Linked DNA regions of Homo sapiens: all the other regions are linked to region 2. Evidence: chromatin contacts called from ENCODE Hi-C or POLR2A ChIA-PET data. All regions are on one chromosome and are shown on one strand. Each heading gives the region's core, a stretch centred on a gene start or an enhancer-like site at or near the end of the contact. The rest is flanking DNA. Distances are from core to core; before and after follow the strand shown.

What was found. Hi-C counts contacts between places; a loop is a spot of excess contacts on that map. ChIA-PET counts read pairs that join two places held with the same protein, here RNA polymerase II (POLR2A). Pooled maps may share reads with other maps.
Region 1: a pooled map shows a loop between it and region 2 (18-fold over the local background). The contact joins the promoter of ZNF708 here to the enhancer-like site in region 2. A Hi-C loop is called at or near these places in 1 of 168 maps with a recorded cell type or tissue (ascending aorta) and 7 of 50 pooled maps. POLR2A ChIA-PET finds 5 or more read pairs at or near these places in 1 of 52 experiments (OCI-LY7).
Region 3: a loop to region 2 is called in a pooled map, with 8 times the contacts of the local background. The contact joins the promoter of ZNF429 here to the enhancer-like site in region 2. A Hi-C loop is called at or near these places in 5 of 50 pooled maps. POLR2A ChIA-PET finds 5 or more read pairs at or near these places in 5 of 52 experiments (T-cell, activated CD4-positive, alpha-beta memory T cell, activated naive CD4-positive, alpha-beta T cell and 1 more).
Region 4: a map with no recorded cell type shows a loop between it and region 2 (13-fold over the local background). The contact joins the promoter of ZNF100 here to the enhancer-like site in region 2. A Hi-C loop is called at or near these places in 1 of 37 single-sample maps with no recorded cell type and 6 of 50 pooled maps. POLR2A ChIA-PET finds 5 or more read pairs at or near these places in 2 of 52 experiments (WTC11 and activated CD4-positive, alpha-beta T cell).

What each region holds. Positions count from the first base shown.
Region 1 is chr19:21,323,574-21,331,042 of GRCh38, forward strand. It overlaps ZNF708 (zinc finger protein 708), which reads right to left and starts at 5,837. Exons shown (of 4, transcript NM_021269.3): 1 at 5,637-5,837. The coding sequence starts at 5,639. RefSeq lists enhancers at 3,780-4,301, 5,390-5,589, 5,630-5,809, 5,694-6,682 and a silencer at 5,929-6,150.
Region 2 is chr19:20,235,903-20,243,168 of GRCh38, forward strand. LOC105372310 (a long non-coding RNA gene) reads right to left here. Exons shown (of 7, transcript XR_007067164.1): 2 at 4,598-4,735; 3 at 3,080-3,888; 4 at 2,386-2,648. Among named protein-coding and RNA genes, the nearest start is that of ZNF486, 72 kb to the left of the region's middle. RefSeq lists enhancers at 1,783-2,293, 2,805-3,323. Within about 2 kb of position 2,574, at least 17 of the 41 ENCODE cell types and tissues checked have a DNase peak (open chromatin) inside an H3K27ac peak, as active enhancers do; they include OCI-LY7, where a contact is called at or near this core.
Region 3 is chr19:21,499,131-21,506,942 of GRCh38, forward strand. It overlaps ZNF429 (zinc finger protein 429), which reads left to right and starts at 6,472. Exons shown (of 4, transcript NM_001001415.4): 1 at 6,472-6,644. The coding sequence starts at 6,642. LINC00664 (long intergenic non-protein coding RNA 664) reads left to right here. Exons shown (of 11, transcript NR_037194.1): 11 at 2,141-4,108. RefSeq lists enhancers at 6,253-6,855, 6,471-6,790, 6,801-7,160, 6,856-7,457.
Region 4 is chr19:21,765,153-21,771,879 of GRCh38, forward strand. It overlaps ZNF100 (zinc finger protein 100), which reads right to left and starts at 2,427. Exons shown (of 5, transcript NM_173531.4): 1 at 2,275-2,427; 2 at 542-634. The coding sequence starts at 2,277. RefSeq lists a silencer at 2,414-2,591.

The sequences.
Region 1 (7,469 bases), core at 4,587-7,086, 1.1 Mb after region 2:
TCTGTTGCAATATTTCTTTGGAAGTCAAAATTTTTATGTAAATTCAACCTTGTTTTATTTTCAAAGTCTATAAACTGCCTCAAAACAAGAACAACTTCATCTTCAGTAAGACCCTCCCAATCCCCTTTCATTTTAACATCAACTGCATCCACCTGTGGGTCCCCAGCTTTCCAGGGCTCTGTAGCTTCTCCCAGGATAAAGACTTCTATGGCTGGGGTGAGCAGGCTGGGATATCTACAGAGGAGACTCCCCAGAAAAAACTAACTGGGCCTTTAATAAAATTTTTTTGCAGGCTCAATATTAGCCTTAGCTCTGAGCCAGTGGGCTAAAGCTTTAATTTCCATGTCAAGAGTTATTCACTTGGTCTTTGAAACTTAAGTGTTTAGCCGGGCGCAGTGGCTCACGCCTGTAATCCCAACACTTTGGGAGGCTGAGGCGGGTGGATCACAAGGTCAGGAGATCAAGACCATCCTGGCTAACATGGTGAAACGTTGTCTCTACTAAAAATACAAAAAAAAAAATTAGTCGGGCGTGGTGGCGGGCACTTGTAGTCCCTGCTACTGGGTAGGCTGAGGCAGGAGAATGGTGTGAACCCGGGAGGTGGACCTTGCAGTGAGCTGAGATCGCGCCACTGCACTCCAGCCTGGCTACAGAGCAAGACTCCGTCTCAAAAAAAAATAAACTTAAGTGTTTAAAAAATCCAGCGTTTCTTGGCTGGGCGCAGTGGCTTACGCCTGTAATCCCAGCACTTTGGGAGGCCGAGGCGGGCAGATCACCTGAGGTCAGGAGTTTGAGACCAGCCTGACCAACATGCAGAAACCCCGTCTCTACTAAAAATACAAAATTAACCAGGTGTGGTGGTGCATGCCTGTAATCCCAGCTACTCAAGAGACTGAGGCAGGAGAATAGTTTGAACCCAGGAGGCGGAAGCTGCAGTAAGCCGAGATCATGACATTGCACTCCAGCCTGGGCAATAAGAGAGAAATTCCATTTCAAAAAATAAAAAAAAAATCCAGCAGTTTCTCAAACACAGTGTTGACATAAGAGAAGAAAATTTTAGGGTGCTTATATTTCATATCTCAATAAGAAAAGCAAAAGTGTCCATTCCTTTCAAACAATAAATGCATTATTTTATTATTTCCATTAAAAGTCATATAGTAAACAATTAGTCATATGGAAACATGTCTAGGAGGTACCAAGTTTCAAATAAAATTTAGCTTAAAACTAGGAAATCAAGATAACAGGATTTGAACAGAGATATTCACTGTCACAAATTTACCCTGCAAAAAGAGGAGCTGATGCTTTCATGAATCTATGTAACTCAGCAATTATCTACCACATTTTCTTGTGAAAATGTACTCATTTTCTACAGCCAAAATGGGAAAGACATTTCCCCTATTCTTTTTCTTGGTAGCATTCTTAAACAGCCTTGAAATTTTATTGGAAATTACCAAGCCATAAAAAATACACCTGACACTGATGAAAGAAATCATAGATGGCACAAACAAATGGAAACAAATCCCACGCTCATGGATAAGTAGAATCAATATTGTGAAAATGACCATACTGCCAAAAGCAATCTACAAATTCAGTGCAATCCTTATCAAAATACCACCATAATTCTTCACAGAATTAAAAAAAATTCTAAAATTCATGTGGAACAAAAAAGAGCCTGCGTAGCCAAAACAAGGCTAAGCAAAAAGAACAAATCTGGAGGCATAACATTACCTGATTTCAAACTACACTATAAGGCCATAGTCACCAAAACAGCATGTTACTGGTTTAAAAATAGGCACATAGACCAATGGAACAGAATAGAGAACCCAGAAATAAACCCAAATACTTACAGCCAACTGATCTTCAGCAAAGCAAACAAAAACATAAAGTGGGGAAAGGACACCCTTTTCTACAAATGGTACTGGGATAATTGGCTAGCCATATGTAGGAGAATGAAACTGGATCCTCATCTCTCATCTTATACAAAAATCAACTCAAGATGGATTAAGGACTTAAACCTAAGATCGGAAACTATAAAAATTATAAAACATAACATTGGAAAAACCCTTCTAGACATTAGATTAGGCAAGGATTTCATGACCAAGAACTCAAAAGCAAATGCAATAAAAACAAAGATAAATATCAGGGACCTAATTAAATTAAATAGTTTTTACACGGCAAAAAGAACAGTCAGCAGAGTAAACAGACAACACATAGAGTGAGAAAAAATCTTCACAATCTATACGTCTGACAAAGGACTAATATCTAGAGTCTACAACAAACCCAAACAAATCAGTACAAAACAAACAATCCCATCAAAAAGTGGACTAAGGATATGAATAAACAATTCTCAAAAGAAGGTATACAAATGGCCAACAAACATATGAAAAAATCCTCAACATCACTAATGATCAGGGAAATGCAAATCAAAACCACAATGCGATACCACCTTACTCCTGCAAGAATGGCCATGATCAAAAAATCAAGAAACAGTAGATGTTGGCATGGACGTGGTGAACAGGGAACACTTCTACATTGCTGGTGGGAATGTAAACTAGAAAAGCCACTATGGAAAACACTGTGGAGATTCCTTAAAGAACTAAAAGTAGGATTACCATTTGATCCAGCAATCCCACAATTGGGTATCTACCCAGAGGAAAAGAAGTCATTATTCGAAAAATATACTTGCACACGCATGTTCATAGTGGCACATTTCACAATAGCAAAATCATGGAACCAACCCAAATCCTCATCAATCAATGAATGGATAAAGAAACTGTGGTATATATATACAATGGAATACTACACAGCCATAAAAAATGAATTAACAGCATTTGCAGTAACCTGGATGAGACTAGAGACTATTATTCTAAGCAAAGTATCTCAGGAGTTGAAAACCAAACATGGTATGTTCTGTTATGTGGGAGCTAAGCTATAAGGATGCAAAGGCATAAGAATGATACAATGGACTTTGGGGATTTGAGGGGAAGAGTGGAAGGGGGACGAGGGATAAAAGACTACAAATTTGGTGCAGTGTATAATGCTCTGGTGATGGGTGCACCAAAATCTCATAAAATAGGCTGGGCGCGGTGGCTCATGCCTATAATCCCAACACTTTGGGAGGCCATGGCGGGTGGATCACTTGAGATCAGGAATTTGAGACCAGCCTGGCCAACATGGAGAAACCCCGTTCTCTACAAAAAATACAAAAATTAGCTGGGCATGGTGGCACGCCCACCTGTAATTCTAGCTACCCGGGAGGCTGAGGCAGAAGAATTGCTTGAACCCGGGAGGCAGAGGTTGCAGTGAGCCAAGATTGTGCCATTGCACTCCAGCCTGGGCAACAAGAGCAAGAGTCCATATTAAATATAAATATAAATACATATATATTTGATTATATATATATTCACAAAAAATACATCTGAGAAAATTCCTAAACTTACTCTAAGAAAGGAAAACTTAAATGAGAATTTCTCACAAATAAAATACATGATTAATATTAATTTTTTCTGAAATCCACCTCTTTTATGCCCTCTGTTAATATTTTCTTACCTTCCAAGTCCTATTAATAAAATGCAATTTACAGTTAAATAATGGAAGTCAACATAAGTGAACAAATCTTTTCAAGGTGACAAACCCAGGGAGTGGTAGTGCTAATTAGAAAACAGATGTGTCTAGACCGGGCGCGGTGGCTCACGCCTGTATTCCCAGCACTTTGGGAGGCCGAGGCGGGCGGATCACCTGAGGTCTGGAGTTTGAGACCAGCCTGACCAACATGGAGAAACCCCATCTCTACTAAAAATACAAAAACATTAGCTGGGTGTGGTGGCACATGCCTGTAATCCCAGCTACTCGGGTGGCTGAGGCAGGAGAATCGCTTGAACCTGGGAGGCGGAGGTTGCGGTGACCCGAGATCGTGCCATTGCACTCCAGCCTGGGCAACAAGAGTGAAACTCCACCTCAAAAAAAAAAAAAAAGAAAAGAAAGAAAACAGATGTGTCTGACTGATATTCACCCACCCCATTCTGCTCACCTTAAGTGCTCAATAACCACCCTCTCAGGAGACATTACACTATGCCCCAGGTGCATTTTACTTTGTAAGTTCTTGCACCATCTCACTTGGGTCAGGTTTTTCTTTGTCTTTTGGGATACTTTTTTTTTTCCACAAAATTTAGAGAATTCAGGGGGCAGAAATTATTTCTGTGTTTTCCCCTCAATACCAGCATCTGATTGGCTGACCAGCACTGTGTCTCCAAGAAATGGAAGCTGGGTTGGGTGAAGACAATCTTAATGTCTCAAGGGGTTAGCTTTTCAAAGGAAGAGTATGCCAGGAGATGCCTCTCAGCCCCAGGGCATCCACCTGCTCCCTTGAGAAGCTACACTCCATACCTCAGGTTGTCCTCAGGGAGAAAAATGACCCAGGAGCTGATATTCACTAGACACTCTAGCAGAAAAAGTCATGATGTGTATCTTGGTTTACTCCAGACAGTACTGAAACCCAGGACCAGGAAAAAACTGAAGGGTGGCTGAAGACACATCACTCCGTAAAGTTTCCAAAGAAAAACCTTCACCTGAAAACAAACATTCTGATAAGATTTCTGTGCCTGAGGAAGATAAAAAAAAAAAAGCCATAGAAATTTCATAAAATACAGTGTCAGGGAATTATTTTTTGCTTTCTTCTCATGAGAAATATTTTCAACCAGAAAACAATTTTAAGTGCCATCCAATGCTTTGTCAAAAAATGATTAACTAAAATACAGTATCAAAAATGTACACTAAAGGAAAAACAGTTGAGAATGTGAATTAGGAAAGGCAAGCTGGCATTTGGAAATGTCAGAAGGAACTAGAAATTTAGTATTTTAGTTTATTTGCAGTTTAAATCTAACTGCAGGCCAGAGTTAGGCTGGAGGAATGGGGCTGGGAGGTACACTTGAGACCCCGCTTGGAACGCATGTGAAAAATGCAGGGGAAAATCAGTCCCCTGTGGAGTGTGAGAATAATTAAGTGGCAGGCAATTACACTGAGGAGGCTCTAGTCCCCGGCTTTCTACTTAACAGCAACAGCTACGTAAATGTACCTAACCGATTATTAAATATAGTTTTCTTCATCATGCACCTTATAAAAAGTCTTTCCTTCAAGCTCCTCCCATGAACCACAAACTACAAAACATACTTTTGTGCTCTACAATTATTGAATCACTCTTTGATTAAATTCTTTAATATTTTTTGCGATGACTGCCACAGATTTTTAATAGGAGAAAATAGGAACCGGGAACCCCACAGACCAAAGCTCTTCCCATTCATGAACCCGACCCCAAGTCAGGATTCTCCCCTGACCACCCTCCCATGGTCCCTGCACAATCTGGGAGAGGCGCGGCGCTGCCGGTGCAGAGCCGCCCAGAGAGGGCTGCAGGCCAGGGCACAGTCACTGCGCAGGGAAGAGACAGGACGCCCGGGGGCCCGGCTGTCGGCGCAGCCGCCATCTTATGGCTGAAGGGGACTGAGGCCGAGCTAGGCAAGGAGAACTCGGAGCGCAGATTGTGGAGATGACTGCGGGGAGTCCTGAGTCCCGCCACAGCCACTTCCCACAGGTTTCAACCAGCCCTTCCCCTCTCTCGGGATGTCGGACGGCACTCTCACCATTTCTAGGCTTCCAGAGGGTCCTGGAGTCTTAGCTGTGGATCTCCCAATACCTGCAGGTCACAGAGCCACAGAGTCTGGGCCTCTAGGAGCAGAGGACAAACAGCAGTGAAGACGAGACCGGAGCTCCGGCTGCAGCAAGAGACAAAGGCCGCGCCAAACCCGGAAGCCGCCCTGTCCGGTCCAGCTGCGTGTCTGAGTGAACTGTCCCCAGCTCAGAGTCCCTGATTGGATAATGTTAAAACCCGCCCCTTCAGGCCCTGAGGGACGGAAGATGTGATCAGATGCTGGGCTGAATGAAGTGTGACAGCCTATGCTGCAGCCTTTTCAGGCAAGGCTTCCTCCCTGAGCTGAGCCAGGCCCACCCGAGAGGGTGTTTGCCTTTAATCTTGTGTATAAGGTCATATGCCCTTATAAATAATATGCTATATGGCTATTCACAAATGAAAAGAATATAATAACCCAATTGTTCTAAAAAAAATTTTTTTTTTGAGATTGAGTTTCACTCTTGTTGCCCAGGCTGGAGTGCAATGGCGCGATCTTGGCTCATCGCAACCTCCACCTCGCGGGTTCAAGCGATTCTCCTGCCTCAGCCTCCCGCGTAGCTGAGATTACAGGCATGCGCCACCATGCCCGGCTAATTTTTTTGTATTTTTAGTAGAGACGGGGTTTCTCCATGTTGGTCAGGCTGGTCTCAAACTCCAGACCTCAGGTGATCCTCCCGCCTCGGCCTCCCAAAATGCTGGGATTACAGGCATGAGCCACTGCGCCCGGCCCAACTGTTCTAAAATTTTATATTTTGTGACCTTCCTGACTTCTGGTCCTTTGAGCAGGCAGCCTGAGATTTTAAAAAGGAGGCAATTCTCTGAAATAAAATGTGAGCCACAAGTTGGGCGCTGTACCTCACGCCTGTAATCCCAGTACTTCGGGAGGCCGAAGAGGGTGGATCATCTGAGGTTCAGAGTTCGAGATCAGTCTGGCCAACATGGTGAAACCCCGTCTCTAAAACAATACAAAAAAATTAGCTGGGCATGGTGGCAGGCGCCTGTAATCCCAGCTACTTGGGAGGCTGGGGCAGGAGAATCGCTTGATCCTGGGCGGTGGAGGTTGCAGTGAGACGAGATCACGCCACTGCACTCCAGTATGGACAACAAGAGTGAAACTCTGTCTCAAAAAAAATAAATAAATAAAATAAAATCATAAAATGTGAGCCACATGTAAATTTTAAATTTTCTAGTAGCCAAACTTTATTTTATATTTTTATTTTTTTAGACGGAGTCTCACATTGTTGCCTGGGCTGGAGTGCAATGGCGCGATTTCTGCTCACTGCAACCTCTGCCTCCCGGGTTCAAGCGATTCTCCTGCCTCAGCCTCCCAAGTAGCTGAGATAAAAGGCGCTGGCCACCATGCCCGGCTAATTTGTAGCCAAACTTTAAAAAGAGTTTAGCTCTATTTTTAAAAAGAAACAAAGAACAGGTGAAATTGATTGTAACAATTTAACCCAATATATCGAAAATATTGTCATTTTAATATGTGAGAAATATGTAATTATTAATGAAGTGTGTCTATATATATGGAACTAAACCTTTGAAACTAACTCGTATTTTACCTTTCTAGCACATCGCAGTTCAGACCAGGCGCATTCCAGGCAGCCAGTAGCAACACAGGGCCAATAGCTGCTACATTGAAGTGCAGCTCTGACATCAGGAGGGTGAACGACCTGAACATCCCTTTTCTGCCGGAGGTGAGGAGAGAGCCTCTCCCTACCAACATCTCTCTTCGGTTCTGAGGGTAGAACAGACAGTGGTCATAGACAGAGCAGAGGGCAGGCCG
Region 2 (7,266 bases), core at 1,324-3,823:
GTGCTGGGATTACAGGCGTGAGACACTGCACCCAGCCTCAAGGGGTTAGCTTTTCAGGAAAAAAAAAAAAAAAAGAAAAAAGAAGAAGTGCAACAGGAGATGCCTTTCAGCCCCAAGGCTGTCACCTGCTCTTTTGAGAGGCTACACTGTATACTTCAGGTGGTCCTATGGGAGAAAATGACCCAAGAGCTAATAGTCACTAGACACTCTACCAGACATAGCCATGGTGGGTATCTTGGTTTATTCCCAGAAAGTACTAAAACTCAGGCCCAGAAAAAAAACTGAAGGATAGCTGAGGACACATCACCCTACAAAGTTTACAAAGGGTAATCTTGACCCAAAAACATTTTGGTAAGTTCTCTGGAAAAATAAAAGAAAAAGAGGAGCCGGGCGCGGTGGCTCACGCCTAACCCCAGCACTTTGGAAGGCCAAGGCGAGTGGATCACGAGGTCAAGAGATTGAGACCATCCTGGCCCACATGGTGAAACCCCGTCTCTGCTTAAAATACAAAAATTTAGCTGGGCGTGGTGGCGCGCGCCTGTAGTCCCAGCTACTGGAAAGGCTGAGGCAGGAGGATCGCTGGAACCCAGGAGACGGAGGTTGCAGTAAATCGAGATCGCGCGACTGCACTCCAGCCTGGCAATAGAGCCAGATTCCATCTCAAAAAACAAAAACAACAAAAGAAATGCAGGCACAGATATTTTTTACAATACAGTGTCAGGGGATTATTCTTTGCTTTCTTCTGGGAAATATTTACAAAGAGAAAACAAGTCTTTTCAATAGTGTTATGCAATGCTTTAAAAAAAATGATTAATTGAGGAACGTGGGGTACATTTCAGGCCCTGCTTAGGACACATGTGAAAAATGCTAGGGAAAAATCAGTCCCCTGTGGGGTGTGGAAATAATTAAGTGGCAGGCAATTAGACTGAGGATGCTCTAGTCCTCGGATTCCTCCTTCTAAAATAAAAATCTAAACTCAAGTGCAGTTTTTGCTAAATTACTACATTCGGGAAACAAAATTCAGGCTTAAAAAACCATAAACTGCCAATTAAGCTCTGATTACATAACCAGGAAATTTCCACCTTAATTGTACAAAGAAACTACATAACTATACGTATTGAATTATTGAATATGGTTTTCTTCATCATGCACCTTATCAATGTTTCCTTCAAGCCCCTCCCATGGACCGCAAACTACAAACTATAGCTGGGTGCTCTTGAATGACTGATTAAATTATTTGATATTTTTGCGGTGACTCCCATAATTTATGTATTTATTTATTTTTTTAGACAAAGTCTTAGGCCGGGCGCGGTGGTTCACGCCTGTAATCCCAGCACTTTGGGAGGCCAAGGCGGGCGGATCACGAGGTCAGGAGATGGAGACCATCCTGGTTAACACAGTGAAACCCCGTCTCTACTAAAAATACAAAAAATTAGCCAGGCAAGGTGGCGGGCGCCTGTAGTCCCAGCTACTCGGGAAGCTGAGGCAGGAGAATGGCGTGAACCCCAGGGGGCGGAGCCTGCAGTGGGCCGAGATCGCGCCACTGTACTCCAGCCTGGGCGACAGCGAGACTCCGTCTCAAAAAAAAAAAAAAAAAAAAAAAGGACAAAGTCTTGCTCTGTCACCCAGGCTGGAATGCAGTGGTGTGATATCAGCTCACTGCAGCCTCCGCCTCCTGGGTTCAAGCGATTCTCTCTCCTCTGCCTCCCGAGTAGCTGGGACTAGAGACATTCGCCATCACACTCAGCTAATTTTTCTATTTTCTTTGTAGAGATGGGGTTTCCCCATTTTGCCCAGGCTGGTCTTCAACTCCTGACCTCAAGTGATCAGCCCTTCTCAGCCTCCCAAAGTGTTGGGATTACTGGCATTTCGTACCTGGCACCATACTTTTTTTTTTTCTTTGAGACGGAGTCTCCCTCTGTCGCCCAGGCTGGAGTGGTGGTGCAATCTCGGCTCAATGCAAGCTCCACCTCCCGGATTCCACACATTTTTAATAACAGAAAAGAGAAACTGTGAACCCCACGGACCAAAGCTCTTCCCATTCATGAACCCACATCCCGAGTCAGGATTCTCCCCTGACGACCCTCCCATGGTCCCTGCAAAATCTGGGAGAAACGCGGCGCTGCCGCTGCAGAGCTGCCTAGAAAGGGCTCCAGGCCATGGCACAGTCACTGCGAGAGGAAGAGACAGGAGGCCTGGCGGCCCGGCTGTCAGCGCAGTCGCCATCTTAAGGCTGAAGGGGGCTGAGGCCAACCTGGGCAAGGAGAACTTGGGGCGCACATTGTGGAGCTGACTGCGAAGAGGCCTGAGTCCCGCCACAGTCACTTCCCACCAGTTCCACCCTGCCCCTCTTCCTGTCTCGGGATGTCGGCCGGGCACTCTCACCATTTCTATGCTTCCAGGGTGTCCTGGGGTTTTAGCTGTGGATCTCCCAATACCTGCAGGTCACAGGGCCACAGAGGCTGGGCCTCCAGGAGAATAGGACACAGACCAGTGAAGACGAGACCTGAAACGCCGGCTGCAGCTAGAGACAAAGGCCGCGCCAAAAGCGGAAAGCCGTCCTCGTCGCTCCAGCTGCGTGCCTGATTGGACGGTTTCCAGCCCAGCGTCTCTGATTGGATAATGCTTTAGGTCCCGCCCCTCAGGCCCTGAGTGACAGAAGATGTGATCAGATGCTGGGCTAAGTGAAGAGAGACAGCCTAAGCTGCAGCCTTTACAGGCAGGGCTTCCTTCCTGAGCTGACCCAGGCCCCCCCCAGAGCATGAGAAAATTCTCTTTTGTACTCACTCTCCTTTTGAATGTATTCAAAAGGTGAACAGAAGTATTTTGCTGGCATATTAATAATACATAAAATTTTTGTTCAAGAGAAAATCAACGTTTACTTTGTTAGTAGTGTATTATCAATACTAAAGCTAATGTTTTTTTTTTTTTTTTTGAGACGGAGTCTCGCTTTGTCACCCAGGCTGGAGTGCAGTGGCGGGGTCTCGCTCACCCGATTTTCCTGCCTCAGCCTCCTGAGTAGCTGGGATTACAGCTACTATTGTTGAAAAACAATAGACAATCACAAAAACAAGCTGACCTTTTTGTGTTCCTTAAGCCCTGTCCTGAAGAGCCCTGTGACTGGGCTTTATGCCAAACAACTCGTTACTAAAGAGCTGTGGTCCCAGACTGCACCGAAGCTTCATGAGACCTCTCCTCGTCTGTGCACGGACGAGTGGCCAACTCTGGAGCCCAGGCTGTTGCTTCCCTGTCTGGTGGTGAATCCTCCACAGTCTGATGAGGGTGGTGTCTGACTCTGGAGCTCAGGCTGTTGCTTCTTGGTCTGGTGGTGAGTCCTTCATAGTCTGGTGAGTGCGGGTGTCCCACTCTGGAACCCATGCTGTTGCTTCCTGGCCTGGTGGAGAATCTTCCAGCCTGGAGAGTGCGGTGTCTGACTCTGGAGCCCAAGGCTGGAAACTTGGGGACGTCCCAAATCCCGGAATGGAAACTCCCCCAGTTCTCCCCCTTGGCGTGCCCTATCTGGTGAGTTTCGGGGGAACTCATGACCCAAGTCATAATAGGAATTTCAAGCCTCATAAAGACATCATGGTTGAAGCAGAGGTGTTTCGTTTCCAGCAAAGCCCAATAGCAAGCTAACAATTGCTCCTCGAAAGGGTTATAAGCTTTGCTGGCCTCTGGCAGTTTCTGGGTCCAAAACCAGAAATGTACCTCTTCCCATCTTGTTTCTGCCTAAGGCTCCAATTAGCATGTTGATCTAGGACAGTTACTTGCAGTTCTACGGGACCATCCCAAATGGGTCATAGATCCAGGGCCAGTTGCACTGCTTGTTTATCTTGTTCGGAAGCCATGATCTCTTTCTCTCCCCAAAGTCATAGCGTTTTCTGGTGGCTGCATGCAGAGGTTGTAACATGTTACCCAAGTGGGGAATATGATGTCTCCAGAATCCAAACAAGCCAATAAATTTCTGAGCCTCATTTTTAGTGGTAGGGGTTGCAAATTCTAGTATTTTAGGCTTAGCCTTTGGTAAAATGAATTATTTCCCTGCATTTCATAGGATGCAACCAGCCCCTATCTTGACACATTATCTTATAAGCAGTAAGGAAACACCATCCACTCTGGGAGATCCCCTCAGCGTCTCCTTTGCTGACTGGAATTCCCTGCAGCACTTCACGCACAAAGGTCTAAATTGCACTAATTTAGATTCCCAATTCTTACAAAGTCCGGTTCCCCTTGACCATTCAATTGCCAAGGGAGAGAACTGGGGGAGTTTCCATCCGGGGATATGGGAAGTCCTCGAGCCTCCCGCCCTGCCCTTGTTGCTAAAAAGTGGCACACTTTTGTTTTTGAATCCTGTTTGTGACACCAAAAGTGTTCTGTGCGGGAAACGCACGAGGGGGAGAAGGAAAGACACACACACAATACCTTTAAGGGTAAACAAGCTTCATTCCACGTAAATAGCAATGCAGATATAATAAGCAAATTATGTAATAAGCAAATCAATATAATAAGCAGATTGATATAACAAGTAGATTGATATAATAAGCAAATTGCAATGGGAAGAGGAGAAAGGAAAAAATATATATATATTTACACTCACCAGACTATGGAGGATTCACTACCAGAGTGGGAAGCAACAGCCTGGGCTCTAGCATCGGACATTGCACTCACCAGACAGTGGAGGCCTCACCACCAGATGGGAAGCAACAGCTTGGGCTCCAGAGTCGGCCGCTCATTCCTGCACAGATGAGAAGAGGTCTCATGAAGCTTCAGCCCAGTCTGGTATCCTAGCTCTTTTGTAACTAGTTGTTTCGCATGAGGCCTAGTCACGAGGGCCTTTCATGACCCGGCACGAGGAACATAAAAATGTCAACTTGTTTTTGCGATTGCCTATTGTTTTTCAATAACTAATGCATAGGAATAGATTGAAATAGAGATTTCTCCAAAACAGCACTGAATGAACGCTTGAAGGGGCTCACACAACCTGTTCTGGGACTCGGTGACCATTGTTTGTGTCCACGTTCAATTGAGTTCAAATTTATTATTTAACTTTTCCTCCACAAATTCGCCTGTCTTGATGAATCAGCTCTGTCTAGGCAAAGGGCAAGGTGAACCTCTTGGGCCTTACACAACCTCCACCTCCTGGGTTCAAGCGATTCTTCTGTTTCGGTCTCCAGAGTAGCTGGCACTACAAAAGTGCACCACCACAACCTGCTAATTTTTTGTATTTTTAGTAGAGATGGAGTTTCACCATGTTGGCCAGGCTAGTCTTGAACTCCTGACCTCAAGTGATCCACCCACCTAGGCCTCCCAAAGTTCTGGGATTACAGGCGTGAGCCACTGAGGTTATCACTAAATGATATCTTTTTGTTTCCTATAACAATGTGAAATTACTTAAAGGTGGTTTCAAATTGAAAAAATAAAAAGAATGCAGATAAAAATAAAATATAAAAAGTTCAAAAAATTACAAGAGATTACAAAATATACATGTATATCTTGAGAGGTCAAAAATGACAAATTTTGTTTATTTACAAGGTTGTATTTATTTATTTATTTATATTTTTATTTTTTGAGACAAAATATTGCTCTGTTGCCCACGATGGAGTGCAGCGGTGCGATCTTGGCTCACCGCAACCTCCACCTCACGGGTTCAAGCGATTCTCTTGCCTCAGCTTCCCTAGTAGCTGGGACCACAGGCTCATACCAGGAGGCCCGGCTAATTTTTTTTATGTTTAGTAGAGACGGGGTTTCACTGTATTAGCCAGGATGGTCTCGATTTCCTGAACTCCTGATCCGACCGCCTCAGCCTTCCAAAGGGCCAGGATTATAGGTGTGAGCCACTGCACCAGCTTTATAAGGTTTTATTAAAATTGGCTTTAGTGTTGATAATACACTATTAACAAGTAAAAGTTGATTTTCTCTTGAACAAAAATTTTATGTATTATTAATATGACAGCACAATACTTCCGTTCATCTTTTGAATACATTCAAAAAGAGAGACAATGAAAAGAGATAGAATTTTCCCATGCTCTGGAATGGGCCTGGCTCAGCTCAGGTAGGAAGCCCTGTTTGAAAAGGCTGCAGCTAGGCCAGGCCCAGCGGTTCACGCCTTTAATCCCAGGAGTTTGGGAGGCCGAGGTGGGTGGATCACCTGAGGTCGGTAGTTCGAGTCCAGGCTGACCAACATGGAGAAACCCTGTCTTTACTAAAAATACAAAAAATTAACCAGGCATGGTGCCACATGCCTGTAATCCCAGCTACTTGGGAGGATGAGATCTATTATATCTCACAGGGTTTACAATTTCTCTTTTCTCCTATTATAAATTTATGAGGCCAGCGGCTGGGCATGGTGACTCATGCCTGTAATCCCAGCACTTTGGGAGGCTGAGGTGGGCAGATCACTTGAGGTCAGAAGTTCAAGACCAGCCTGGACAATATGGTGAAGCCCCATCTCTACTAAAAAAATACAAAAAAATTAGCTGGGCATTGTGGCGTGTGCCTGTAATCCCAGCTACTCAGGAGGCTGAGGCAGGAGAATTGCTTGAACCTGGGAGGTGGAGGTTGCAGTGAGCCAAGATCGTGCCACTGCACTCCAGCCTGGGCAACAGAGAAAAACTCCATCTCAAAAACAAACAAAAAAAATTTATGGGGCCAGGTGCAGTGGCTCACACCTGTAATCCCAGCACTTTAGGTGGTCTAGGCAGGTGGATCACTTGAGGTCAGGAGTTTAAGACAAACCTGGCCAAAATGGGGAAACCCCATCTCTACTAAAAATACAAAAATTAGTTGGGTGTGATGGTGAATGTCTCTAGTCCAGGCTACTCAGGAGGTAGAAGTGAGAGAATAACTTGAACCCAGGAGTGGAGGTTGCAGTGAGCTGAGATCATGCCACTGTACTCCAGCCTGGGCGACAGAGCAAGACTCTGTCTAAAAACAAAAAAACAAACAAAAAAACAAAAAAAAGTATGAGTGTCTCTGCCAAAATGGAAATAATTTAATCAAACAGTGATTCAAGAATTGTCGAGCACCCAGCTATAGTTTGTAGTTTGTGGTCCATGGGAGGAGCTTGAAGGAAAGACATTTATAGGGTGCATGATGAAGAAAACTATATTCAATAATTGCTCAGGTATGGTTATGTAGGTTCTTAATTTGTTCAATTAAGGTGGAAATTTCCTGGTTATGTAATCAGAGCTTAATTGACAGTTTATAGTTGCTTAAGCCTGAATTTTGTTTCCCCTAATGTAAAACTTTTTTTTTTTTTGAGACGGA
Region 3 (7,812 bases), core at 5,222-7,721, 1.3 Mb after region 2:
TTACTTATGAATAGATACCTTGTTTTATTCTGTCTAAACAGATACACTAGGTGGGGTGCGGTGGCCATGCCTGTAATCCCAGCACTTTGGGAGGCCGAGGGGAGTGGATCACCTGAGGTCAGGAATTTGGGACAAGCCTGACCAACATGGCAAAACCCTGTCTCTACTAAAAATACAAAAATCAGCTGACCATGGTGGCGGGTGCCTGTAATCCCAGCTACTTCAGAGGCTGAGGCAGGAGAATTGCTTGAACCCGAGAGGTGGAGGTTGCAGTGAGCCAAGATCATGCCACTGCATTCCACCCTGGGTGACAGAGCGAGACTCTGTCTCAAAAAATAAGAAAAAATAAGCGGCCGGGCATGCTGGCTCACGCCTGTAATCCCAACACTTTGGGAGGCCGAGGAGGGTGGATCGCAAGGTCAGGAGTTCAAGACCAGCCTGGCCAAGATGGTGAAACCCTGTCTCTACTAAAAATACAAAAATTAGCCACGTGTGTTGGCAGGTGCCTGTAATCCCAGCTACTCGGGAGGCTGAGGCAGAGAATTGCTTGAACCCAGGAGGCAGAGTTTGCAGTGAGCCGAGATCTCACCATTGCACTCCAGCCTGGGTGACAGAGGGAGATTCTGTCTCAAAAAAAAAAAAAGGACATAAATTTAATGTTAAGTGTGGACTCATAAAGAATCTAGACAGCCACCAAGCCATTTGTTTATTCTTGATTTCTTAAAGCTTCCATTATTAAAAGCTCTGCATTCCATTACTCATCACAGAAAATAATCTAAATTAAATATGAATTAAGTTTGTGTGTGTGTGTGTGTGTGTGTGTGTGTGTGTGTGTGTGTGTGGTGATTATTCTAAATTACTAAACAGATTAAGGCCAATTTTTTTATGTCAAACATATAATTCTGAGAAACAATCAATACTTTATGTACATTTCTGTTACCTAATAGGCTATTTAAGCATTTATACAGAAATTTTATACAGTTGTCATTTTTAATGCATGTTTTCTGATAGTATAAAAGCTTTCTCATGCAAGAAGGCTGATGTTATAATAGTAGCTAAAAGAATATTAGAAAATATGTTTTTTTTTCATGGGACATTTCTGAAAGGTCTCTAATGATCAAGATACTTATTTCACTAGACAAGTTGTAAAACTGTTAAATAAGGTATTGTTCCTGGACCAAACTGAGAGTTGGGCTGCTATTTCTCATGGCCCAATAACGAGATGCAGATGAACTGGGGAGGAAGAGAGTTTTATTTCTGCAACCAGTTACAGGGAGAAGGCCTGGAAATTATCACCAGACCAACTCAAAATTACAACGTTTTCCAGAGCCTATATACCTTCTAAGCTATATGTCTACATGTAAGTGTGCATTCATCTAAAGAGATAAGTGATTAACTTCTTTTATTTAATCTGTAACTAAGGTCTGAGTCTTGAAGACCTTCCCCTGCAGCCTCAGTAAATTTACTTAATCTAAATGGGTCCAGGTGCTGGGGTAATTACCCTTATCTTGTCTCCTGCTAAATCACAGTGGTTTGGTGAATTCCTTCAGACCTCCAATAAACCTGTTTGTAGAGGCCTGGGGAATTTCTTCAGACCCCCAATAAAACTTGTTTAATCCTATAAGGCCCAAGAAAGGCCTAGGCGAAACTCTTGATGGGCTTTTGTTACATCCCAGCCTTTGTATAAGGTCACTGGCTTTTTTTTTTTTTTTAATTGAGACGGGGTCTCACTCTGTCACCAGGCTGGAGTGCAGCTGTACAATCTCAGCTCACTGCAAACTCCGCCTCCAGGGTTCAAGCCATCCTTCTGCCTCAGCCTCCCAAATAGTTGGGACTACAGGCACATGCCACCACGCCCAGCTAATTTTTTTGTATTTTTAGTAGAGACGGGGTTTCACCATGTTGGCCAGGATGGTATCGATCTCTTGACCTTGTGATCCGCCTGCCTCGGCCTCCCAAGGTGCTGGGATTATAGGTGTGAGCCACTGCGCCCGGCTGGTCACTGGCTTTTAATATTTAACTTAACCACTCAGTCAGTACTGAAACAGTTGTTAGTGAGGTCTGGCCTGCCACAGTATTACAGGTACAATAGTATTGAGCAAAGCTAACTAAATTGACTGGATTGCTTTTGTAATTGCAGATTGATGACAATCAGATTCACTTAGAGTGGAAAAAGTATGTTGGCCCTTATAAAATAGTCATTAGAAGGCCTATGTGCGTAATAGAACCTCATGTGTCTTCTGCTACTAAAGTCTAACATTACTAAATTCAACAAGGCTTTAATGCATTATGGCAAAGCACATTTTCACCAGGTGAGGAAAGCCTTTACTAGTCTACTGACTGAGGAGAGTAAAACCCTTTATAATCAAGAACCCAGAGATTGAATCTGCCTGCCACCTACACTGACGCAAGACTTCAAGACCTTGAACATTGGATTGATAATCTCACAACTTAGAAGGGCCCCTCCAAACTCTTGAAATTGTAAACCCATAGGAGATTTTAAGGTAAAGCTAACCAGGAAAGTTTGTCCTCAAAAGCAGATGGCCGTCTCCATGTAGATAGCTTTTTTCACAAGATCAAAAATCAAGACATCTCGTTATCATGACACTCTTAGTTCACAGTTTGTTTATGGTTCTACAAACCACAGAAATTTTAAAAAGTGGTCTCTTGTGTGCACTCATGGGGGTATACTTATATGTAGAGAATTTTGCAGCCAACATTATGTATGAGGAAACTTATTCCTTGAAAGGTAAAAGAAGAAGGGCCAATGTAGGTGAGAAGTTTTAATGAAACATTTGTTTTCTCACAATATCAAAAACAGAATATTGGTCCACTGCTCTTAACCTATTTCATAAGTTAAAAAGAACTTATTCAGAATAGGTTAAAGAGCATTGCCAGGAGGCCATTACTCTTCTGAATGGGTATCACTGTTTAGAGTAAATGAGGCAATGGTTACAAATTTATCCCTCTCAATAGGGCTCTATAGCAGATTATACCATAAAAACTATGCTTACACAATAGACTTTAAGTTTTCTCACAAAGTTATGCTAAATATAATTTCTTTTGATTACTTACTGGATAAATAGATATCTGTGCAGTTGCTAATAGTTGCCCATGGAGAACTACAGCCGGTATTACAGAGATGCAGTTGTAGATGATTCATGAACAGGCTGATTAGATGAAATGAGTAGATCATTTATCTAGCTAACTATTTGATCTATTTAACTTTAATTGGTTGTTCATGGGGACCCTGGCTAAAAAGCATGCTTCAAACTCTTGGTATTATCCTCCTGATAGTCAAAATGGTAATCTTCCTACTGCACTGTATTCTCTCAAAAGATGTAAACGTTTGAATGTAGTCATCTGTAGAATGTCAAATGGTCTCTCTTTAACTGGAATGACAGAAACTCAAAGACATATGTGACTATGAAGACAGCACAACCTATGAATGACATGCTAAGGACAAAAAACAAAAATAATGGAAACTGAGAGTGGCACTAAAGCCCCGAGTTTTGGTTACACTGTGACCTATGTAAGAACTTAACCAAACGGGGAATTTTTTAAAGAAAACTATTGGAGGCCATAATTCTGGACTGAGCTTATGCACTAGGTCCAAACAAACCAAACCAAAATGAGTCACTCATGCTGGATGTGACATAATTAAACTAAAAATTTAAGGCAACAGGTAGATTCTAAAACTGGCCAGGTTTTGTTTTTCTTCTCTAAATAGCAGATTTCAACACAAGGAGGTCCCCTGTACTCTAACACTTTAAAAAACAAATAAAAATAATTTCAAAATAATAAGCTGAAGTTTTTATTTCCACTTTACAAACCCACAGTTCTGCTGTTTCACAGTGAGATTCGAGTCTAAATAAGTACATTTTTGATGGTGACAAAGTGATATTAATGTCTAAAGTTTTGGTCTCAAACTTGAGAAGATGACAAAAGGGAGAAATTGTTAAATTAGTTGTAGCCTAAAGCTTCCCTCTTATGTTTAATTTTGGCTAATAGGATTTGTTTTTTGTTTTTTGTTTTTTTACATAGTAAACTTAATGTTCAAATGGGACATATCTTAAGCTGTAATAAATCTGGCTGTTTCTGTACCTCACTTCCATTTTCTGTATGTCATTTTGCTTTTCTGGTTCATAAAAATTTTACCAACATGTGGCTGTGTTGGAGTCTCTCTGAGCCTACTCTGGATCCATAGGTTACCCGATTTGCAAATCATGATTTGCTCATTTAAACTGTTAAATTTAATTTTTCTAAAGTTTTCTTCTTTTACAAATTTTCAAATTTTTTATGATGAAAATAAATAATGTTATTGAGCTTTGATTTTCTAAAATCATCCCACAGCTATTTTCCCAAATAATAATAATATAATAATAAATAATAATACAATAATTTCCCAAATAATAATAAAAATAGTGAAAAGGCAGCTGATGATACATGTCTGAAGGACCTCAGTTGAGCCCAGCCTAAATGGCTGACCATCTCAATTACGAGCAAATAAGTTTTGGATGGTTTGTTATGCTGCAATAGCTAACTAATACATGCACCCTGTGCAGATGGAATGCCAGGATTTAATGACAGGTTGATTACTAGTTACCTTCTGACAGTGGACACCCTAAAGATACTGACTTTTCTTTTCTTTTTTTCCCGATTTGAAGTTGGATGTCTCCTAAGACAATGTTGAGTAATGCAGAAATACAGGTAGACATGTATGTGTGTGATTGGTGCTTATACTCACACAGTACCCCACACCACAGGAAAAAAACAGATAACCACAGCCTGACCATTAGAGCCAAGGCCAAACAGCAAAATAAGTTTGCCTTTAATTTATTTTCTTCATATCTTTTTTTTTTTTTTTTTTTTTTTTTTTCCGAGACGGAGTCTCGCTCTGTCCCCCAGGCTGGAGTGCAGTGGCGCGATCTCGGCTCGCTGCAAGCTCTGCCTCCCGGGTTCAAGCCATTCTCCTGCCTCAGCCTCCAGAGTAGCTGGGACTACAGGCGCTCGCCACCACGCCCGGCTAATTTTTTCTATTTTTTAAGTAGAGACAGGGTTTCACCGTGTTAGCCAGGATGGTCTCGATCTTCCGACCTCGTGATCCGCCCACCTCGGCCTCCCAAAGTGCTGGGATTACAGGCGTGAGCCACCGCGCCCGGCCTTCTTCATATCTTAAAGTTAGAGGTTAAGACTGTGGACAGACCCAAAGACATAGAGTTTTCTTCTCCTGTCTCCTGTGGCCCCAGAATTTTTTGTTCACTGTCTGATCTCTGGATGAAAGGTGGACAACAGGTGGCAAAGAGTGGTCTACCTGTGGTTATTTTATTTGTGCTGCCCTCTGCCCTTGCTATGGCCACTATCTATCGCACCCTCAGAACCGAAGATAGATGTTAGTAGAGAGAGGCTGTCTCCTCACCTCTGGCAGAAAAGGGATGTTCAGGGCCTCCACCCACCTGACATCAGAGCTGCACTTCAACGTGGTGGCTGTTGGCCATGTGTGGCTCCTGGGTGCCTGGAATGTGCCTGGTCTGAACTGCAATTTGCTAGAAAAGTAAAATACAGAGTTGGTTTCGAAGATTTAGTTCCAAAAATATATATAGTGCCTTAATAATTACATATTGCTGTGACCCCAGAAAATCTGAGACATCAGTTAATTTAGAAAGTTTATTTTGCCAAGGTTGAGAACACGCCTATGACATAGTTTCAGGAAGTCTTGAGGACACCTGCCCAAGGTGGTCAGGGAACATATTGGTTTTATACATTTTAGGGAGACATGAGACATCAATCAATATATGTAAGAAGTACATTGGTTCAGTCTGAAAAGGTGGGACAACTTGAAGCAAAGGCAGGAAGACACGAAGCTGGAGGGAGCTTCCAGGTCACAGATAGGTGGACTCAAATTCTTTTGAGTTTCTGATTGGCCTTTAGTTCCCAGCTTGAGTTTTCCTTAGTAATTTTGGGGGCCCAAGATATTTTCCTTTCACATTGCTCACATATTAAAATTATAATACTTTAAACATATTGGGTTAGTTACATTATTACAATCAATTCCACGTGTTTCATGTTTCTTTTTAAAGTTTGGCTACTGGAAAATTAAAAATTCACATGTGGCTCACATTTTATTTCAGAGGACTGCCTCCTTTTTAAAATCTCAGGCTGCCTGCTCAAAGGACCAGAAGCTAGGAAGGTGATAAAAGCTAAAATTTAAAAGTAATTGTTATTATATTCTTTTCATTTGTGACTAGCCATATAGTATATTTATAAATGCATATGACCTTACACACAAGGTTCAATGCAAACACCCTCTAGGGTGGGCCTGGCTCAGCTCGGAGGAAAGCCTGCCTGAAAAGGCTGCAGCTAGGCTGTCACGCTTCATTCTGCCCAGCAACTGATCACCCTCTGTCACTCAGGGCCTGAGAGGGCGGGTCTTAAACATTATCCAATCAGGCACGCAGCTGGAGCGACAGGACGGTTTCCGGAATATGGCGGGGCGTTTGGCTCTTGCTGCAGCCAGAGCTCCAGGTCTCGTCTTCATTTCTGTGTCCTTTGTTCTTAGAGGCCCAGCCTGTGTGGCCCTGTGACCCGCAGATATTGGGAGATACACAGCTAAGACTCCAGGACCCCCTGGAAGCCTAGAAATGGTGAGAGTGCCGAGTCTGACATCCCCAGAGAGGGGGAGGGGCTGGTCGGAACCGTGAGAAGTGGCCGTGGCGGACTTAGGTCTCCCGGCAGTCAGCTCCACAATCTGCGCCCGGAATTCTCCTTGCCCAGCTCGGCTTCAGTCCCCTTCAGCCATAAGATGGCGACTGTGCTGACAGCCGGGCCCCGGGCGTCCTGTCTTCCCTCCGCAGTGACTGTGCCTGACGTGTAGCCCTGTCTGGGGAGCTCTGCACGCGCAATTCCGCAGTCTCTCCCAGATTGTGCAAGAACCATGGGAGGGGCGTCAGGTGAGAATAGTGACTCGGGATGCGGGTTCATGAGCGGGAAGAGCTTTGGTCCGTGGGGTTCCCAGTTCCCATTCTCTCCTATTAAAAATCTATGGGAGTGGCCGGGCGCGGTGGCTTATGCCTGTAATCCCAGCAGTTTGCTGGGAGGCGGGCAGATCACTGAGGTCCGGCATTCGAGAACAGCCTGGCCAACATGGTGAAACCCCCTCTCTGCTAAAAATACAAAAATTAGCCGGATGTGGTGGCAGGCATCTGTAATCCCAGCTATGTGGGAGGCTGAGGCACGAGAATCGCTTAAACCCAGGAGACCAAGATTGTGCCATTGCACTCCAGGCTGGTTGACACAATGAGACTATCTCAAACAAAAAAAAAAAAAAAAAAGGGGAGTCACTGCAAAATATTAAAGAATTTAATTAAAGAGTGGTTCTAAAATTGTAAAGCACCCAGCTGTGGGATGTAGTTTGTGGTCCTTTGGAGGAGCTTGAAGGAAAGACTTTGCGCATGGTACAAAAACGCAAATTCAGTTATTGGTTAGGTAGGGTTACGTAGTTTCTTAATTTCCATCTTCAGCTTACAAAATTTCCTGGTTATGTAATCAGAGCTTAATTCCAGTTAATAGTTAACCCTGTATTTGTTTTCCCCAGTGTAGTAATTTACAAAAAAAAAAGCATTTGAGTTAGTTTTTTGTTTTTTTTTTTTTTTTTTTGAGATGGAGTTTCCCTCTTCTTGCCCAATCTGGACTGCAGTGGCGCGATCTCGGCTCACTGCACCTTCCGCCTCCGTGTTCAAGTAATTCTCCTGCCTCAGCCTCCTGAGTAGCTGGGATTATAGGCAGGCACCACCACGCCCGGCTAATTTTGTA
Region 4 (6,727 bases), core at 1,177-3,676, 1.5 Mb after region 2:
ATATTTTTCTACCTTTCAAGCCCTACTAATATAATGCAATTTACAGCTAAAAAACTGAGGTCAAAATAAGTGACAAATATCTTCAAGGTGACAAACCCAGGTAGTGGCAGTGCTGATTAAATAACAGATGTGTCTGACTCATGTTTCAAGTCAGGTCATTCAATCACTGGAGAGATTCTTCCACCCACTCCTGCTCACTTATGTGCTCAAGAACCACCCACTCAGAAGACACTGCATTATGCCCCAGTGACTGCCCCAGGTGCATTTTACTTTGCAAGCTCTTACACCATCTCACTGGGGTCAGTTCTGTTGTTGTTTGTCTTTTGGAATACTTTTTGGTAACAAAATTTTCACTTTTTTTTCCAATATTTTTCTTTATATTTATTTCACTATTTTTCTGCCCCCCTTAGATGATCCAGGGAGCAGAAATTATTTTTGTGTTTCCCCTCAATACCAGCATCTGATTGGCTGACCAGCAACGTGTCTCCAAGAAATGAAAGCTGGGTTGGGTGAAGACAATTTTAATGTCTCAAGGGGTTACCTTTTCAAAATAAGACTGCACCAGAAGACTCCTCTCAGCCCCAGGGCATCCACTTGCTCCCTTGAGAGGACACATTCCATACCTCGGGTCATCCTACGGGAGAAAATAAACCAGAAGCTGACATTCACTAGGCACTTTAGCTGACAGAACCATGGCGGATATCTCGGTTTATCCACAGATAGTACTGAAACCCAGGACCAGGAAAAAACTAAAGGGTGGCTGAGGACACATCACCCCATAGATTTTTCCAAATCAAAACCTTGACCCAAAAACATTCTGATAAATCTCTGTGCCTAGAGAAGGTAAAAGGAAAAGAGACACAGAGATTTTCTACAATACAGTGTCAGAGGATTAGTCTTTGTTTCCTTTTCGTGGGAAATATTTACAAGCGGATAACACATCTTCTTAAAAGCGCCATTTAATGCTTTGTCAAAAACAATTAATTAAAATATGGTATAAACAAGTACACTAAAGGACAAATAGGTGATAATGTGAATTAGGAAGGAAAAGTTGACATTTGGGAACGCCAGAAGAAATTGGAAATTTAGTATCTTACTGCAAGCCAGAGTGAGGCTGGAGAAATGGGGGACGGGGGTTAGACTTAACAACCTGCTTGGGACACAGGTGAAAAATGCAGCAGAAAATCAGTTCCCCGTGGAGTGTGAAAATAATTAAGAGACAGGCAATTCCACTGAGGTGTCTCTAGTCCCTGGGTTCCTACTTAAAAAAAAAAAAAATCTAACTCAGGTGCATTTTTTTTTTAATTACTACATTCAGAGAAAATGTAGGCTTAAACAACTATAAACTGTTAATTAACCTCTGATTACACAACCAGGAAATCTTCACCTGTATTGTACAAATCAAGAAACTACGTTACTGTAACCAATTACTAAATTTAGTTTTCTTCATCATACATTTTATAAATGACTTTCCTTCAAGCCTCTCCCATAGACAACAAACTACAAACCATAGCTGGATACTCTATGATTCTTGAATCACTGTTTGATTAAATTCTTTAGGCCAGGCGCGGTGGCTCACGCCTGTAATCCCAGCACTTTAGGAGGCCAAGGCGGGCGGATCACGAGGTCAGGAGTTCAAGACCAGCCTGGCCAACGAGGTGAAACCCCGTCCCAACTAAAAATACAAAAAAATAAGGCCGGCCCAGTGACAGGCGCCTGTAATCCCAGTTACTCGGGAGGCTGAGCCAGGAGAATCTCCAGAACCCGGGAGGCGGAGGTTGCAGTGAGGGGAGATCGCGCCACTAAACCCTAGCCTGGGCGACAGAGCGACTCCGTCTCAAACAAACAAAAAAATCGTTAATATTTGTGCAGTGACTCCCATACATTTTTAATAGGAGAAAAGAGGAACTGGGAAAGCCACGGACCAAAGATCTTCCCATTCATGAACCCGCACCCCGAGTCAGGATTTTCCCCTGACGACCCTCCCGTGGTCCCTGCACAATCTGAGAGAGACGCGGCGCTGCGGGTGCAGAGCTGCCAAGAGAGGGCTCCAGGCCAAGGCACAGTCACTACGCAGGGAAGAGAAAGGACGCCTGGGGTCCTGGCTGTCAGCGCAGCCGCCATCTTATGGCCGAAGGGGACGGAGGCCGAGCTGGGCAAGGCGCAGATTGTGAAGCTGACTGCGGAGAGGCCTGAGTCCCGCCACAGCTACTTCCCACCAGTTCCAACCAGCCCTTTCGCCGTCTCTCGGGATGTCGGACCGGGCACTCTCACCATTTCTAGGCTTCTAGGGGGTCCTGGCGTCTTAGCTGTGGATCTCCCAATATCTGCAGGTCAGAGGGCCACACAGGCTAGGCCCCTAGGAGCAGAAGACACAGAGAAGTGAGAGCAAAACCTGGAGCTCCGGCTACAGCGAGAGACAAAGACCCCGCCAAACCCGGAAGCCGTCCAGTCCGCTCCAGCTGCATGCCTGATTGGACGGTTTCCAGCCCAGCGTCCCTGGTTGGATAATGCTTAAATCCCCGCCCTGTCAGGCTTTGAGTGACAGAAGATGTGATCAGATGCGGGTTCAATGAAGAAAGAGTGACAGCCTAGACTGCCCCCTCTTCTGACAGGGCTTCCTCCCTCAGCTGAGCTAGGCCCATCCCAGAGAGTATTTGCCTTTAAATTTGTGTATAAGGTCATATGTATAAATAAATAATACATTATATAGCTATACACAAGTGAAAAGAATATAACAATTATTTTAAAATTTCAGCTTTTATGACCTTCCTGGCTTCTGGCCCTTTGAGCAGGCAGCCTGAGATTTTAGAAAAGAGAAAATCATCTAAAATGAATGTCAGCCACATGTGGATTTGAAATTTTCTAGTAGCCAAACTTTAAAAAGAAACAAGTTGAACTGATTGTTAACAATGTAATTCACCCATTATATTCAAAATATTATCATTTTAATGTGTGAGAAATATGTAATTATTGATAAAATATATAAATATTTGGAACTAAATCTTTGAAGCTGACTTTGTATTTTACCTTTCTAGCATATCGCATTTCAGACCAGGCACATTGTGGGAACCCAGTAGCCACACATGGACAATAGCTGTCACATTGAAGTGCAGCTCTGATGTCAGCGGTGTGAAGGGCCTGAACATCTCTTTCCTGCGAGAGTGAAAGAAGAGACTCTCCCTACAAACATCTCTCTTTGGTTCCTAGGGTGGACCAGATAGTTCCCATAGAAAGAGCTGAGGGCAGTAGGAATAAAATAGCCACAGGTAATAAACAACTGCTGGCCACCTGTTGCCCACCTTTCTTTTAGAGACCAGATAGTGAACAAAGGATGATGGGGCCACAGGAGAAAAAACAACTATGTCTTCAGTTCTGTCCACACACTTGAACTCCAGTATTTAGAGATGGAGAAAATAGATTAAAAACAAACATAGTTTGCTATATGGTCTTGGCCCTAACAATCAGGCTGTGTTTATCTGTTTTCTCCTGTGGTGTGGGGGACTATGTGAGTCTAAGCACCAATCACACGCATACATGTCTACAGGTATTTCTGCATTACCCAAAATTCTCTTACAAAACATCGAACTTTAAATCAGGGGAAGAAATCAGTACCTAGAGGGTGTCCACTGTTAGAAGCCAACTCTTAGTCAACCTGTCACTGAATCCTGGCAACTTATCTGTACTGGGTGCATGTATTAGTTAGCTATTGAGGCATAACAAATCATCCAAAACTTATTAGTTTATAATTGAAATGGTTGGCCATTTAGGCCGAGCTGAGTGGGGCCATTCTTCTGGTCTCAGCTGAGCTCCTTCAGACATGTATCATCACCTGCTTTTTGACTAGACAGCTGTGCATCTGGGGGTGAGCTTCTGCTCCTGGGTCTGTCAACAGGGGCACCTTGCTTCTCCTCTTCATGGTATCTTATTTTCCAGCTGGCTAACATGGGCATTATTCATGGAGATGGCAGCATTCTAAAAGAAAAAGAGAAGCAGTCAATACCATTTGAGCCTGGGCCCCAAACTGGCCCACTGTCATGTTCACAGGTTTCTGTTGACCTGAGCAAATAAGGTCAGCCAGATATAGGGCTTTGAAAACAGATTCCAGATCTTGATGGAAACAGCTGTAAAAGCACCTGGTTATGGGCAAAGATACAAGAGGGATGAAAAAATGTCATTTTGCAATCAGTATCATTCTACCTTTTTTGCATATGTGGTATATAGAACTCTTCCACATCAGGAAACTTGTGCAAAGTCCTACGGCTACTAAGTGGCTGGGCTGAGACTCAGGATCAACTTTATCTGACTCCAAAGCCCATGCACCTCCATAGATGACACTACTAAAGTAGCTGCCCTGCCCTAGACTATTGAAATCCTGGAGAGTGACACTTCCATAGTAGAAGTCAGATTCCTTTTAGATTTGTGCTCATTTGGGAATAATCCTCACAAAAATTGCAGAAGCACACGGTGGCTCTCACCTGTATTTTTAGTACTTTGGGAGGCTGATATGGGAGATTTATGTGAGCTTAGGAGTTCCAATGCAGCCTGATCAACATAATAAGATTCTGTTTCCATGACAAAAATGAAGAAATTAGCCACCCATGGTGGTGCATGCCTATAGTCCCAGATACTTAGGTGGCCGAGGCAGGAGGATTGCTTAAGCCTGGAAAGTCAAGGCTGCAGTGAGCTATGAGTAGTTACACCACTGCAATCAAGACTGGGTGACAGAGTGAGTCCCTGTCTCAAAAAAAAAAAAAGAAAGAAAAAAATTGGAGAAGCATTTTGAAAAGATATAAAATAATTTGGGGAAATAACTGAAGGATGAGTTTAGAAAATCAAAGACCAACAACACATTATTTATTTTTCATCATAGAAAATAGTTGAAATCCATTAAAAGGAAAAATCTTTAGAGAAATTAATAAATTTTTTAAATTTATTTTTTATTTTTGAGATGGAGTCTCGCTCTGTCACCCAGGCTGGAGCACAGCAGTGCGATCTTGGCTCACTGCAACCTCGGCCTCCCCAGTTCAAGCGATTCTCCTGCCTCAGCCTTCTGAGTACCTGGATTATAGGCATCCGCCACCACGACCAGCTAATTTTTGTATTTTTAGTAGAGACGGGGTTTTACCATGTTGGTCAGGCTGCTCTCGAATTCCTGACCTCGTGATCTGCCCACCTTGTCCTCCCAAAGTGCTGGGATTACAGGCGTGAGCAGCAGAGTCCAATTGAGCATGGAATGATTTGCAGATTGGGTAGCCTGTGGATCCAGAGTAGGCGCAGAGAGACTCTAGCACAGCCACATGATGAAAACAGATTGATAGACAGCAAAAGCAAAGTGACATACAGAAAATGAAAGTGAGGTACAGAAACAGCCAGATTGATTACAGGTTGGGATTTGCCTTATTTAATCATGATTTGAACACTTGATGTTCTTTTATTGGCAGAAGCACAGTGGTTGGTACAATAATGGGTTACAGTCTATTTATATATCCAGTTAGGTTTCAGTTTACTATGTACAAAAAAACCTAGTGACCAAAGTTAAACAGGAAAGGGTGCAGCTTTAGAGATAATTAATTTAACAATTTCTCCCTTTTGGTCACGTTCTCAATTTTGAGAGATAGACCAAAACTTTAGACATTGATATTACTCTGTCACCATCAAAAGTGTACTTATTTAGTCTCAAATCCCACTATGAAATAGCAGAACTGTGGGTTTTAAAAGTGGAAACAAGGACTTCACGTTATTTGTTTTTTAGGGTTGCAGTAGAGGGGACCATCTTGTATCGAAATCTGCTGTTTCCAAAATAAAAATAAAACCTACCCTGTTTTAAGATCTACCTATTTACTTAAATTTTTAATTTGATTATTTCACATTTAGCATGAGTGACTCCATTTACTTTGATTTGGTCTGTTTGGGCCTAGTGCACAAGGTCAGTCCAGAATAATGGCCTCCAATAATTTTGTTTAAAAATTTTCCACCTTTTGGTTAAGTTCTCAAATAGGTCAGAGTGTGACTAAAACTCAGGGTCTTAGTGTCACTCTCAGTTTCTATTATTTTTGGTTTTTGTTTTTATCAGTTCATTCATAGGTTATGGTGTCCTCATGGTCACGTATGTATTTGACTTTTTGTGGTTCCAGTTAAAGAGAGACTATTTCACATTCTAGAGATAACTGCATGCAAACTTCAATAACTTTTGAGAGAATACAGTGCAGTAGGGAGACTACTATTTTGACTATCTGGGGGTAATAACCAAAAGTTTCAAGTATGCTTTTTAGTCAGGGTCCCATGAACCCACCAACTAAAATTAAATAGATCAAATAATTAGCTACATAAATGTTCTCCTCATTTCAAACAAGCAGCCTATTCACTAATCTCCTACAACTGAATCTCTGTAATACCTGGTGAATTTCTCTATGTGCAACTATAAGTATTAGCAACTTCACAGATACTTCTCTGTTTATCCAGTAAATAATCTAGAGAAATTCTATTATTTACCACAATTTTACTAAGAAAAATTAAAGTCTATTGTGTAACCATAGCCTTTACAATAGAATTTGCTATAGAGCCCTATTATGGGGAATAAATTTCTTTTTTTCTTTTTTTCTTTTTTTTTTCCGAGACAGAGTCTCACTCTGTTGCCCAGGCTGGAGTGCAGTGGCATGATCTCAGCTCACTGCAACCTCTGCCTCCAGGTTCAAGCGATTCTTCTGCCTCAGCCTCCCCAGTA